4 separate regions of the Homo sapiens genome follow, and all the other regions are linked to region 4. Evidence: chromatin contacts called from ENCODE Hi-C or POLR2A ChIA-PET data. All regions are on one chromosome and are shown on one strand. The core of a region is the stretch at or near the end of the contact, and the rest is flanking DNA. Distances in the headings are between cores, read along the strand shown. Region 1 overlaps LINC00673 (long intergenic non-protein coding RNA 673). Region 2 holds the start of GNA13 (G protein subunit alpha 13). Region 3 holds the start of CEP112 (centrosomal protein 112). Region 4 holds the start of ABCA5 (ATP binding cassette subfamily A member 5).

Region 1 (3,377 bases), core at 14-2,513, 3.1 Mb before region 4:
CTGCTGTCATTTCTCCTCCTTGGTTTTCATCTTCTAAGGGAAGAAATAGTGTCATCTTTTCTCAACCTGTCAGTCTCACACCTGCCTGGAGCCCCTGGCAGTGAGACACCCAGTGCTGTTTAATCTGATGTCATCTCTGTTGATTGTCTGTTTTAGAAACCAGGTAGCAAGAGGGACTTTCTGAGGATTAAAAAAAAAAAAGTAAATCCCCAAACTATTTCGGGGAGGTTTTTTTTTTTTTAACCTCCTGTTTTTTAGTTTCATTATTTCTTTTTCTCTTACATACACTCTTTTTTAATTAAGAAAAATTAATTTTTTAAATTAAAAAAGACCAAATGCACCCCTTGGGTTGAGGAGTTATGAGAGCAATGTTTAGGGTAAAGGTCAAAGGTGAGATGGATGTCACTGGGTCTTGGGCATGGGTACCCACCTGCTGGCAAACATAAGAGAGGCCATACGAGAGTGGGGAAAGAAGGGTTACTGAAAAATGCATATGAGCTTGTTTTCTCTAATGATGTTTATTTGTTGTCTATCAGGAGATTAGTCCTGAGAGACTGACACCAGAGCCACCTGACGAATGTGGGTGCTCAGAGCCTTGGACTCGATGACCTACCTCTCCTGCCTCCCACCTGACTCCTGAAGTAGGGGAGTGTATTAACAGTCACAGGCCTCAGTTTACCTGCTTTCAGCCTCTGCCCTTCCCGAGAGGGTTGAAGCTGACTTGCTGCATCGCAGTTTTGTCCTTTAGTTCATCAGCTCTGGAACTTTCCACTTCTGGTGTTTTTGGTTTCCAAACAGAGGATTGAGGACGTATGAGAGCAATGTTTAGAGTAAGGTCAAAGATGAGGTGGATCTAACTGGGCCTTGGGCATGGGCGCCTACCTGTCAGACTCTGTCCTTCTCAGACAGCTGCCCAGGCAGGAGCTGCCTCTTGGGACAGTGAGTGGGCCATCTCCATTGAGAGAGTAGGGGGACAAAGGGAAAAGGCAGGGACTGGGTCACTCCTGGGGATGCTGTTTGACATAGACCATGAGGGTCAGCCCCACTGGGCCTGGCTGACCTGGTAGATGGGTAGGTCTAGGGTATGAACATGGATATTAGTTGGCCAGGGTGTGAGAACTTGTGTGAAAGGGTCGGCCCCTGGGTGACTCAGTCTCCTAGCAAACTATAAAAGGGAAGTGACTCATTTCCAGCCCTGAACAAGAACTCCTAAGGCTAGGCCGCCAGCACCTGTCTGGGACGTGGTTAGTTATTAACGCTGCCAGTAAGAGTGTCATGGGAACCAAACGCAGGCCTAGATGCCTGGAGGCAACTTGGCTTTTCACAGCTTGCAACTGTCCACTCACCTTCCCTTGCTGTGGCTCCTCTCTGCCTGACCCCAAATGCAGAGGAGCCCCTTGAACTCTTAGTTGCTGGTGGCTCCCCAGGTGCCTCTTGAGGGTGCAAATTCCACAGGGGTTGGGGAAGGGGGAAAAAGAAATGGGTTGGTCAGGGGAAATCACAACTTTTTTTTCTTTTTTTGTCCTGTTTAGAAGATCAGGTTCAAGTTGCCAGCCAGACTCTGGGCTTCCAGGAGGAGTGGGCTGTGGATGGCCTGGCCTCATTTGCATGTCCCTCTCCTCCCGGCCCTGCAGGTGCCACCTCCTGAGTCCTGGTTCCTGCGGCTCCGTCGAATCTGCAGTGAAGGCCTTTGGGAAGCGTGGGTTATGTGGGTCCAGGGGTCCCATCCTCCCGTGGAGGCCCTTGACCTGAGGATCACTAACTCACACCCCACCGACTTCCGGCCCCCAACAAGGGCAGTGTTCCTCTTGCTCCATTCTGCTCTGAAGTCCCCCAAACCGCTTCCTGGGGCTGCTTAGTGAAATACAAGGCTCATCTCTGAGGACCTCTACAGGGCTGGTGAGTTGAGCCAGGAGTTCAAATCTGCTCTGCCTTCTCCTTTCTTTCTCCACGTCTGGAAAAGTACAGAATGGGCAGCTTCTCCTCTCAGATCCCAAAAGGCATGTTTTACTGCTCCTGGGGGAGGCTCAGCCTGGGCACAAGCTATGTCTACTCCTGCCAGGGCCCTGCCCCTCCACTTCCAAACTGTCAAGCAGGAGGAGGGAGGATGATTGAACAGAAAGACACAGGAGTTTTAGTGAGTCAGGCTCCCCAGTGTCCAAAAAGGGACCCAGGGCCCAGGGGGAAGAGACATCCCTGGTATTTGTTGCCACCTTTGTAAAACCCTCAAGTGCTGGCAGGCAGCACAGAGGGAGTGGCGATGCCACTTGCCTGCCTAGTCTATGGGAGGAATTGGGACATGTGCTCCCTGGGTGGCCCTGAGCAAGCCATCGAACTGCTCCCCCAGAGTTTTCCCCATCTGTAAAGTGGGAATAATAACAACACCTGTCCTGCTTACTTGACAGGGTTTATGTGAGGCCGGCTGAGATCACTGAGCATGTGACAGGGCTTTGGGAGTGGTTAAGGGCCACCCAGATCGGGGTTGAGGCACCGGGGTGCTTATGGTGATTAGCAGCAGAGCAAGGCCTGAGGTCTGTGCTCCCCAGGGAGGGTGGCTTTACAGGCACCCACCTGCGGCTTAAGAGCTTCTTGGGCCTCCCACGGCTGATAAATCACCACCGGGTGGGTGTGCTTTGTCTGGGCTCCAGCATGAGCAGACAGCCTGCCCTTGGCAGCTGCAGAGAGCAGCTCCTCTGCCTTCTCTCCCTTTCTTAGTGGGTTGGGCAGGCGCAAAAATAGATCCCAGAACCCCATCTCTTAGGTTTTGCCAAGGGACCCTCCAACTGCTCATCTAGACATTCTGGTGGCATGGAGTTCCTTTCTCAGGTCACATAACCATTGGGGGTGCTGATTTAGGTGTCTCCTGGCATAGGATTTGCCCTGGTTTATCACCTGCTGCTTCTGCTGCTGCTTTTTAAAAAAATTGAAGATGGGGTCTCACCATGTTGCCCAGGCTGGTCTTGAACTCCCAAGCTCAAGTGATTCTCCCACCTCAGCCTCCTCAGTAGCTGGGATTACAGGCTCATGCGACCATGCCCTGCTTGTCACCTTGCCATCAAAGAAGAGAGACTTGCAGAAGAGTGTCAGATTCTATCCCATAGTGCAGTATACCAAGGAGGTGGTCTGCAAATGGCCATTGAATATACAAATAGTCTCAGACTTAGCATTTTCTTTCTCATGGTTTATTTTGCTTTGTATAGTTCCATGCATTTGTTGAAAGGAGGAAGATTGAGATTTAAAGGAACATCCCTAGTGGGATAATACCCATCTGCTTAGTGCCTTTTCAGTGCTCAGCACTGTGCTAAGTTATTTGAGTACAGTCTTTGTTCTCATATTTAATAAAATCAGACTCTTTTTGACCACCTCATTCCATCTCC
Region 2 (3,482 bases), core at 453-2,952, 4.3 Mb after region 4:
CTTGTATATTGTAGGTTGTCCACCCTCTGGGCTTGCCAGAGCCACAGGAGATAATCCTACTACAGGCATTGTTTACTGCAGCCAATCTACTGAGTCGAGGCTTCTCGGTCATTAACCCAACCCCAGGGAGTAACTGATTAGTACCGATTTTAAAATTTAAACCTGTTCGGGAGTTTCTTGGAATGCTGACCTCTTACCTCCGCTCCCTTATACATACGAAGTTTCTGAGCCACAGGAGCCCAAAGCTACGTTGCATTGCCCAAAACAGGGACAGACCAAAGTGGCTTTTTCCACTTGAAACTAAATACTAAGAATGAAGAGGTCGGCTCTCGGGGGTCCCGGTTAAGCAGTTTCTCTGCCAACCCACAGCTGTCACTTGTGGCTTGTCTCCTGGCCTCCTTTCAGGTGTCCTGGCCTGAATCTGCTGTTAGGACAGAAAAAAAGTCCCTGGACGGGTCATATCCTCTGTAATCTGGCAGGAAAGCTAAAATTTGCGTGCTCCCATTCCTCGTTGTGTTTGTGTATCTGCTTCCTTGTTGGGAAGAGCCTACATCACAGTGTCCGGTGTAGGGGATTTTCACCATGACCTCACCCTCCTGCTGCCACTCGCTAATTCCGGCGCGGCCAAGCGTCCCTGAAGTCACATCACAGCCCAGGTGGAATGCACGAGTGAGCCATTAAATGCCCCTGGTAGCACGTCTCAAGTGAACATCAACTCCAGTTCTTTCCCCTCACAGAGAGCCCTGGTAGGGGTCTGAAAATGCCAGAAAGAGCTGGAAGTGGGGGTGGACGACGTCTGGTTACCGTTCTGGGATTCGGAGACTAGAAGGTCAAGGGAGTCACTTTAAGAAAACACACCAGGCCTGGGCCTGGTGGCTCTGTCTGGAATCCCCGCACTGTGGGAGGCCGAGGCTAGAGGATCGCTTGAGCTCAGGAGTTCGAGACCAGCCTGGGCAACATAGGGGGGAGCCCCTGTATCTAAAAATAAATACAAAAAATTTAGCCGGGTATGATGGCACACGCCTGTACTCCCAGCTACTCGGGAGGCTGAGGCGGAAGGATGGCTTGAACCTGGGAGGCGGAGGTTGCAGTGAGTCGAGATCGAGCCAATGCACTCCAGCCTGGGCGACAGGGTGAGACTCCGTCTCAAAAGAGAAAAAATAAAATGAAATAAAGAAAATGCACCAAAGGCCTGCCAGGCTCACGCCGGCTGTTCTGTTCGAATAACTTTCGAGTCCGTGGCCTCGAAATGGGTCGGGTGGGCGGTGACAGCGGGCAGCGGGCGCGCAACGCGGGAGAAAGGGAGGCTAAGTGGGAGCCCAAAGAACCGCGTCCGGGACCTGGTCTCCGGCCTCCCGGCCTTGGGGAAGGAGCCCTTCTGCCCACAAGTGGGCTCAGGCCATGAAAGGGAAACAGAAAGTCGGGCTCCCCAGCCTGGCCCACGTGACCGCGGTTCCTCAGCCCTCCCCGCGCGCCCGGCCGCGGCTGCGGGCGCGGGCACCCGAGCGACACATCGAGCTCGTGACTCGCCGCCCAGGGCGGGAGGCGGAGAAGCGGCCGCGGCGTGCGAGCGCGCCTCCGGGAGGCAGCGGGAGCGCGCACGCTCCGGGGCCACCGCCCCTCCGGGGCCGGGCCCGCCCTCCTTCCCTCCCTCCCTCCCCCGCTGTCCTGGCCCGCCCTGCCCGGCCCGCCCTGCGAGTCAGTTCGCTGGTTCCCTCCCTCCCTGGGCGCGCTCGGGCCGCCGCCGCGCTCCCCGCCCTCGAGCCTCGGTGCCGGAGCCGCCCGCCGCCGGAGGAGGAGGTGGAGGGAGCCGGAGGGGCCCGCCGAGGCGGCGGCGGCGGCGGCAAGATGGCGGACTTCCTGCCGTCGCGGTCCGTGCTGTCCGTGTGCTTCCCCGGCTGCCTGCTGACGAGTGGCGAGGCCGAGCAGCAACGCAAGTCCAAGGAGATCGACAAATGCCTGTCTCGGGAAAAGACCTATGTGAAGCGGCTGGTGAAGATCCTGCTGCTGGGCGCGGGCGAGAGCGGCAAGTCCACCTTCCTGAAGCAGATGCGGATCATCCACGGGCAGGACTTCGACCAGCGCGCGCGCGAGGAGTTCCGCCCCACCATCTACAGCAACGTGATCAAAGGTGCCGGGCCGGGAATGGGGGCCGGGGGTTAAGGGCAGGGGGGCTGGGGCGGCGGCGGGTGCGGGGCGGGGCACCGCCCTGGTCCGCTGTGTCGCTGGCGAAGGAACGGGCCCGGCGGGCGGGCTGGCGGGAAGGGGGCGCGCCCCGGCAACTGGCCCTGCCCGCCCGGGGTGCCCTCGCGCCCCAGGGCGAGAGGATGCTCGGGGTCGCCCTGCTCTCCCGCTTGTCTCCCCGGTGGGCGTCACGGCCATTCCCCCACCCCCCACCGCGTCCTGGTCTCTCCCCCTGCGAGAGGGAAGTGGGGCGAGCTGGGTGCTGCCTCGGGGTGTGGGCAGACCTCTCCTGTCCTCCCCGCTGCGGATGAGGCAGGAACACCAATAGCAGCCCTAGCCGCTTCACCCCCATCCCCTGCTCGGGCGATGTGGGCCGAACCTCGCTACCCTGGCTGGGTGACCCGAGTCACATGGGGTCGCATGCGCTCCCAACTCCCTGCTTCCTTGGCCGTCTCCTAAGCAAGCGAGTTCTGGAACCGTCGCAATAAGGGAACTTTTTGCCCGAGACTTCTTGTCAAGGGCGTAGGGTGACAGCCTCCTTTTGGGCGAGAATATGAAACTTGAGGAGTGTCAGGTTGACTGTACTGGAATCAGGAGAGAGTGGACCCATACAGTTAGCATGAAAATGTAGCATCTGTGCTTTTTCGCCCCAGTGTCACGGTCAGGTAGGATGTTTGCGTGTGATTTCTGTGCAACACGTTCCACTCTCCTTTTCGCTAAGTAACTGGGGGCTGGCAGGAAGGGAGTACCACTGCTTCTATTTAGATGAAATGTAGTAGTAAGAAGACTGGCCTAAAAGTCATGTGGATCCTGTACAGATGGAGACAATGAATGAGTGTTGAGTTAGATAATTGGCTCGGCTCTTTATTGACAGTAGTTTTAAAATTAAACTTTGTTCTTAAGTGAAAAATAAACAAGTTGTTTATTTCTGGGCATTCAAAGAAATCGAAAAGATGGTTTTTATTTTGTCATTTGAAAGATAATTAACACTCGTTTCTGCGTGTCAAGTATGTTCTATAGAAAAGGCATTTTGGCAAAATTTAGGTGCAGCGCCTGGTAACTCAGGTGCATCTGGATTTTATTTTATCTGGGGAGCAGTTTAGGAGTTTGCTACAGATTGCAGGTCTTTTTAAGTGGGATTTTTGTTCAGGAAGTACATAAGGGACTTCTGCATGTCACCCCCCCGCCCCCTCCCCGCCAACCGCCTCCCGAGCTTCCAGCGTTTGGGTAAAGGAAAACTGCCTGAAGAGCCAGGCATTATGGAGTAATGAATTAGAGAGAATCACTAGACCACAGCC
Region 3 (3,188 bases), core at 27-2,526, 3.1 Mb after region 4:
TGAAATGACTAAGTCAAGCTAATTAACATAAGCGTTGCTTCACATACTTATTAATTTTGTGATGAGAACACTTAAGATGTACTCTTTTAGCAATTTTCAAGAACACAATACATTATCATTTACTATGGTCACCACGTTGTAAAATAGATCGCTTAGACTTATTCCTCCAATCTAACTTAAATTTTGTTTCCTTTGACCAATGTCCTCCTCCTCCTGAGGCTGGAGTAGGGTAGTTTATCTTTTTTTTTTTTTTTGAGTCTCGCTCTGTCGCCCAGGCTAGAGTGCAGTAGCGCAATCTCGGCTCACTGCAACCTTTGCTTCCCGGGTTCAAGCAATTCTCCTGCCTCAGCCTCCCGAGTAACTGGGATTACAGCCGTGTGCCACCACGCCTGGCTAATTTTTTGTATTTTTAGGAGAGACAGGGTTTCACCGTGTTAGCCCGGATGGTCTCGATCTCCTGACCTCCTGATCCGCCCACCTTGGCCTCCCAAAGTACTGGGATTACAGACGTGAGCCACCCCGCCCGGCCAGTTTATCTATCTTGAATGTATTAACTGACTGGTTAAATTCCTGCAATTGCATGCTTGATTTTGCATCCTTGATTCTCAGTACTAATTATCTGGATTATATATCATTCCCTAGTTATAAACATGTTCAAGTATGCTTTTGAAAACTAAACATTCTTAAAAGCATTCTGTACCCTTTATTTTCCTTAGCATGATTTGTCTTTGAGACAAGGAAGAGCTAGCTGTTGGTGTTTACTTCCAGTGAGATAGGTTTTAAAAAGAACCTTTTGAAGAATTTGACTTGGGTTTTGATATATCAGAGAGTGAGGAAATTTTCACTTGAGACCCATTCAACTCTGATGTCTGTCCACATAACGGATCACCCCTTTTGTGAACATCCTCCAGCCGCCCCATTTTCTGTGCCCTTATTTTTTCGCCACGGCCCCTAAGGTGATCATAAGCGACTCTGCGCGGGATGCGGGAGGGCAGCAGCATTCAAACTGTGGTCGGGTTATCCCGGAAGCTTCGACTGGGGACCCGCCAAGGGGCCCACAAGCTGGGGTGCGAGTCTGGCGGTTGCTGGGCCAGCAGGAGCGTCGCCATGGCAACGGGGCCGCGCGCACGCCGCCACCTGTGGGTGGAGAAATGCCCGCGCGGAAGTCTCCGCCCCCAGCCTGGGGCGCCGGTGGTCGCCGCCGCCGGGAACGTCGCCATGGCAACCGCACCGCAGGCTAGAGGGGTGGAGTAGGGGGCGGGGAAATGCGAGCGCGAAAGTCCCCGCCCCCGGGCTGCTGGGCGGCGGCGACCCAGCGGCCCGCAAGGATTTGAAACCGTTTGGCAGGGGCGGCGGTGGCGGCGGCGTTGGCGGCAGCGGCCGAGCGGAAAGCTTGCGTGTGGTGGTGCCAGGTTCTCGTTTTTTTCTGAATTTCCTTCCCCCGCCCCTCCCACCAGGTTCTTGAGTGGAATTTTGCGCCGGTGGCTGCCGCCCCGCCCTTGCGGGCCCGTTCGGGAAGGGGCGTCGCCCTCAGGCCCTGGGCCCGTTCTCCGGGCCTGGGGGGCGCGCGCCCCTGGGGTCCCGGCGCTGCCCGCTGTGGTGTCCCCGGCAGGCAGAGCGCGATCCAGGCCGGGACGACTTGGGAAAGTTCTAAGTAAAGTTTGATCAGCCGGTTTGATCGGTCTGACGTGGTCCAAGAGTCTGACCCAAGGGTTTGCGACTGGGAGAGGAAATCTGTGTCCTGGACAAGGTAGGAGCGCGGCCTGGGCCTGGGCCTCGGCGGGCCGAGGAAGGGACTGCCAGGAACGGCACCGCTGGAGTTTTCAATTCCGTCCCAGAAAAGAGTCTCAGAACAATCAGCTGGATTTGCGGGGACAGAACCAGGGCGCTGGTTGGTTTGCAGAAAGTCATAGGCCGCTTGGAGAGGCCCAAGCCCAGCACCGCCGCATGTAGGATGCTACCCTGTGTTTCTGAGTTAATTATTTTTAAGTGTTCAAGAGAACGACATAAGTAAATGTGAACAGCTTTTCTGATCATTGCACGGCTACTTTTATTTGTTTTTAATATTTTAAGATGAGTCAAAATAAGATAGAAAAGGCACATTAAATTCCATGAGCCTCTCCACAGTGGTCAGGCTGCAGCTTAGTGGAATGCATGGTATTAATAATTTGTGCAGTGTTCAGGCCCAGCTGTCACTGTCCACTAAGAACCTAGGTCAGTGACTTCACCTCACTTAAGCCTCAGCTTCCTTCTTCCTCTGTGAAATGACCATGGAAATGGTGCGGAAATGGTAGGGCCGGGCCAGAGAATAAACTGAGATTTGTTTCTAAAGCACACACTGAGCTACGGGTAGAGTCAGGGAAGGCTCTTGTCAAAACATCCACACGTGTAAGCCAGAGAAAACGTGCACCTCTAATCCTTTTTAATTTGTCGACGTTTCCAGTTTTCTTTAATGACCCACAATATATTTAAAATATGATTTGATTGAACAAAATGGGTTTTACACAACTTCCAAGAACGTTTGTTTTGTTTGGCAAGGAGTGTGATATGAATGAAGTGTATTCTTTGCTTGGCAGTTGTGACTCCTTTTTTTCCCAGACCTTTTAATACTTGTGGTTTGGTTATGTTTGCTGACTGTAGGGTAGGTAAGCCCATTTTGTAGCTGTCCAAAAAGAAGTTTAAAAAAAGGCAGCATGGGTGAGTTTAATAAAAGACATGATCCAAATATAGATTGTAGCTATAAGCAAGAGTCACCCAATTTACTTCTTTTTTACCTTTGGAATTATTTATTTTTTTGAGACAGTCTTGCTCTGTGGCCCAGGCTGGAGTGCAGTGGTGCAAACTCAGCTCACGCTCACTGCAACGTCCGTCACCTGGGTTACCTTTGAAATAATTTATATAACTGATAGGCACACTATAATTACTCTAAGCCTAAGCCAAAGATGTTGCTTTACTTATTTTTCAATTCCAGTAATTTAAATTTTCAATTCTGATAAATGGTATGAAACTTTTGATAAGTTGGAACTTAGATACAATTTGTGAATATGATGTAATTTGTTTTTAAATTATTTATTTTTCATTTTCAATTTTTTTTTTTTTGAGACGGAGCTTTGCTCTTGTCACCCAGGCTGGAGTGCAGTGGCATGATTTCAGCTCACTGCAACCTCTGCCTCCCAGGTTCAAGCGAT
Region 4 (3,188 bases), core at 609-3,108:
AAGTATGGTTCAGTAACATGTTAACCAAGTTTATCTTTCATGTATATTTCTTTACTTGGCCCCAAATCCTAGGCCATTGAGAATTTGTAACTAAAATGTTCTAGATGTTTCCAAAAGAGACAGAATATATCAGGGATAGTTTTCATTACATGCCTTCTTTAGTTTCCTGGTGTAGTTTTTTGAATATACTTATCTCCCTTTCCCCCATCCCCATTGCTAGATCTTTTAATCCAGGGGTCCCCAATCCCCAGGCCAGAGACTGCTACCGGGATCTGTGGCCTGCGAGGAACCAAGCAGCACAGCAGGAGGTGAGCGGAGGGCAAGTGAGTGCAGCTTTATCTGTATTTACAGGGGCCCCCCATGGCTGGCATTAGGGCCTGAACTCCGTTTCCTGTCAGATCAGCAGTGGCATTAGATTGTGATAGGAGCGAGAACCCTATTGTGAACTGCGCATGTGAGGGATTTAGGTTGCGTGCTCCTTATGAGAATCTAATGCCTGATGATCTGTCACTGTCTCCCATCACCCCCAGATGAGACTGTCTAGTTGCAAGAAAACAAGCTCATGGCTCCCACTGATTCTACATTATGGTGAGTTGTATAATTATTTCATTACATATTACAGTGTAGTAACAGTAGAAATAAAGTGCACAGTAAATATAATGTGCTTGAATCATCCCCAAACCATCCTCCCTCCCCCAGAAAAAACTGTCTTCCATGAAACTGGTCCCTGGTGCCCAAAAGGTTGGGGACCGCTGTTTTAATCATCAAGGATTCTGACGAACCTCTTTGAATTTTCTATTTAATTCATATTCCATAAGTAAAACTTGATTCCTTGTTTGTTTGTTTTTCCCCTAAGAATTTAGAAAGCAGAGTGCATGTTGGGGAGACCTGGTTTAAATTCGAGAAGCAGATAACACAAAGACAAGTAAAAAAAAAAAACATGATGTACACAGGATTGACAGAATAAAAAAAAAGTCTTTGTGCAAGGGAATGTGACTATACAGAAATGTGGAGAGGAAAATACGTAATGTTAGTGTTAATAACTTTTGACCCCATTTAGGTCACTTTGAGTAATGAAGCTCAAAACACTAGATTATATTTTTAGCAAAGTAAGTGCAGTATCCAGTCTCTCACAGATGTCATGTGTCTCAGGCCGTTTGGAAAATTCAGCATCTGCCGCATTCCCAGTCTTTGATGAGGACACTCCGCGAACTACAAGCACCCTCAGTGGGAGGACCTCCCAGGTCGGGGTGTGAGGGCCAATGAGGAGGCTGGGGAGGGGAGGCAAGAGTTACGGAAACGGGGCCACAGCACTCCAGATGCCGCGGCGGGAGGAAGCGGGGCTGCAGAGGACTCAAAACGCGTTCAGAGAGGCCCATCCAAATGCCAGGAGACAGACGGCAAGGATGCTTAAGAGGAGACGTGACTGGGCGAGGCAGATGAGGAGAGGGCCGTGGGCCAAGGTCACCCGCTAAGAGGCGGCAGGTTTACCACTGAGACACGAGGCCGTGGTTTTTGCCCGTGCCTCCAGAAAGAGCGTGGCGAGATCCCCGCAGAACCCAGGCGTGGGAGGCCCTGGGGAAGAGCCACGAGGCCCGACTCTAGTGGCTCAGGGGCCCTGGGCAGCGGCGCGCCACCGCTCGCCCCACCCTCAGCCGCTCTCCTCTTCCGGGCGCGCTGCTTGCCTGCGTGCGCCGGGACGCGCGGGGCCGAGCGTCTGAAGCGCGCCCGTACGCGGAGCGGCGCTTTCTAGGAGCCCCGCCCTCAGGTGCGCTCTGCAGGAGGCGGGGCGCGACTTCGGCGCCGCCAGCTCTGCCTGCGCCAGGAGCGCGCGGGTGCGCGCGGCCGCGCCCTCGCACAGATCCCAGCTGGGTCACCCGCACTGAGTCAACAGACTGAGCGCGTCCAGGCCTGACAGCTCTGCGGCTCGGGCCCTGAGGTGAGGCGGGCGTCGCGGGCGGCGGCGGCGCTTGAGGCTAGCCTGGGACAGCCGTCCCTGGGGGAGTTGAGGGGACGAGGAGGGGCTGGCCAGCGAGGGACGGCGGGGAGAGAAGGGGAGTTCGGCGTCTGAGGTGTGGGGTGAAGCGGGCTCGGAAGCGGGCAGAGGCGGCGAGCTGAGGGAAACAGACCTCCCTCAGCTCCCGGGAAGCGCGGGTTGCCAGCCTCGGGGATGCGGTGGGAGCGCCCAGGATGCGGACGTGAGGGGGTCGGGGCCCTGCGGCGGGGGCTCCGCGAGGCTCCCCTGGGACCGGGTCCGGCCGTGGGACTTCGGGACACTGCCTTTGCCTGGACGCTGTCGTTCCACCCTCAGCAACCTCAGGGAAAGAAGGAAAACAAATATTGATGTAAATTTCCGTCTGAACAGCTGGGTAATGAGCGCTTGCTCTTCCCTGCGAGGTTACGCGCGGATCATTACCTTGCGTGTTAAAAGGAGTTTCAGTGAGAAGAAAATGCGCAGATCTCATGACACAGTTTGGGAGGGAAATTCCCTGATCCTAAAACACGAATAGGAGCTCCAGGCATGGAAATACTTAATTGGATCGGAAAGCTGGGCAGGCTGGAGCTATTAAGCTGAAGGAGGTTTTCCCCTGGGCTCCTCAGGCTTCGATTTACGTTTTAAATAAATAAGTCCGAAAATAATGAAGATAATAACCACGTTTACTTTCTACAAGGGCGTTCTGAAGGAATCTAAGGGAAGAGGAGTATTTGCTGGACTACAGCTTTAAGCCAGGCTCGGTATTAGCTCTTTTCATTCTGACAGCAACCCTGTAGGATTGGAGGGGGTTATTCCAGTTGGGCAGGTGTGGAGAATGGGCCTCAAAGAGGTTAAGTAACTTATTAAGGTCTCAGCTAGTAAAAGGATGGAGTTGAGATTCCAACCCGGGCTGCCAGACCCTAATTCTGGTGCTTTATTTAGTATATTTTGTGTTTGCCGGGAGAGCAATATTGTATGTGTTTTAGGGAAGACTCCATAGTAGGGAACATTATTAGGGCAGTTAGGGCTTTGTGGGTATTTGTGTTAAAATCAAACTAAAGAGGCGTTAATCTTTGCATATGTGCTGTTTGAGTATATTTCCTTTCAAACAGATTTAGTGTAGGGAAATCTTACATTCACTATAAGAGCAAATTTATTAGTACATTCCATGTGTATTGCATGTCTTTTATTTTTAAAGAGACAGCGTCTCGGG

Evidence for each region. Hi-C counts contacts between places; a loop is a spot of excess contacts on that map. ChIA-PET counts read pairs that join two places held with the same protein, here RNA polymerase II (POLR2A). Pooled maps may share reads with other maps.
Region 1: a loop to region 4 is called in a map with no recorded cell type, with 24 times the contacts of the local background. The contact joins the enhancer-like site here to the promoter of ABCA5 in region 4. A Hi-C loop is called at or near these places in 3 of 37 single-sample maps with no recorded cell type and 5 of 50 pooled maps.
Region 2: a loop to region 4 is called in a map of CD8-positive, alpha-beta T cell, with 13 times the contacts of the local background. The contact joins the promoter of GNA13 here to the promoter of ABCA5 in region 4. A Hi-C loop is called at or near these places in 2 of 168 maps with a recorded cell type or tissue (CD8-positive, alpha-beta T cell and naive thymus-derived CD4-positive, alpha-beta T cell) and 7 of 50 pooled maps.
Region 3: a loop to region 4 is called in a map of B cell, with 21 times the contacts of the local background. The contact joins the promoter of CEP112 here to the promoter of ABCA5 in region 4. A Hi-C loop is called at or near these places in 1 of 168 maps with a recorded cell type or tissue (B cell) and 3 of 50 pooled maps. POLR2A ChIA-PET finds 5 or more read pairs at or near these places in 1 of 52 experiments (CD4-positive, alpha-beta T cell).

What each region holds. Positions count from the first base shown.
Region 1 is chr17:72,419,222-72,422,598 of GRCh38, reverse strand. LINC00673 (long intergenic non-protein coding RNA 673) reads left to right here. Exons shown (of 4, transcript NR_152516.1): 3 at 1,533-1,899. Among named protein-coding and RNA genes, the nearest start is that of LINC02003, 78 kb to the right of the region's middle. RefSeq lists enhancers at 1-209, 823-952, 1,003-1,062, 453-1,652. Within about 2 kb of position 1,263, at least 15 of the 41 ENCODE cell types and tissues checked have a DNase peak (open chromatin) inside an H3K27ac peak, as active enhancers do.
Region 2 is chr17:65,054,960-65,058,441 of GRCh38, reverse strand. GNA13 (G protein subunit alpha 13) reads left to right here and starts at 1,702. Exons shown (of 4, transcript NM_006572.6): 1 at 1,702-2,131. The coding sequence starts at 1,849. RefSeq lists silencers at 1,415-1,924, 2,205-2,464.
Region 3 is chr17:66,190,221-66,193,408 of GRCh38, reverse strand. It overlaps CEP112 (centrosomal protein 112), which reads left to right and starts at 1,276. Exons shown (of 27, transcript NM_001199165.4): 1 at 1,276-1,412.
Region 4 is chr17:69,325,803-69,328,990 of GRCh38, reverse strand. It overlaps ABCA5 (ATP binding cassette subfamily A member 5), which reads left to right and starts at 1,858. Exons shown (of 39, transcript NM_172232.4): 1 at 1,858-1,939. RefSeq lists an enhancer at 1,352-1,491 and silencers at 1,572-1,951, 2,082-2,171.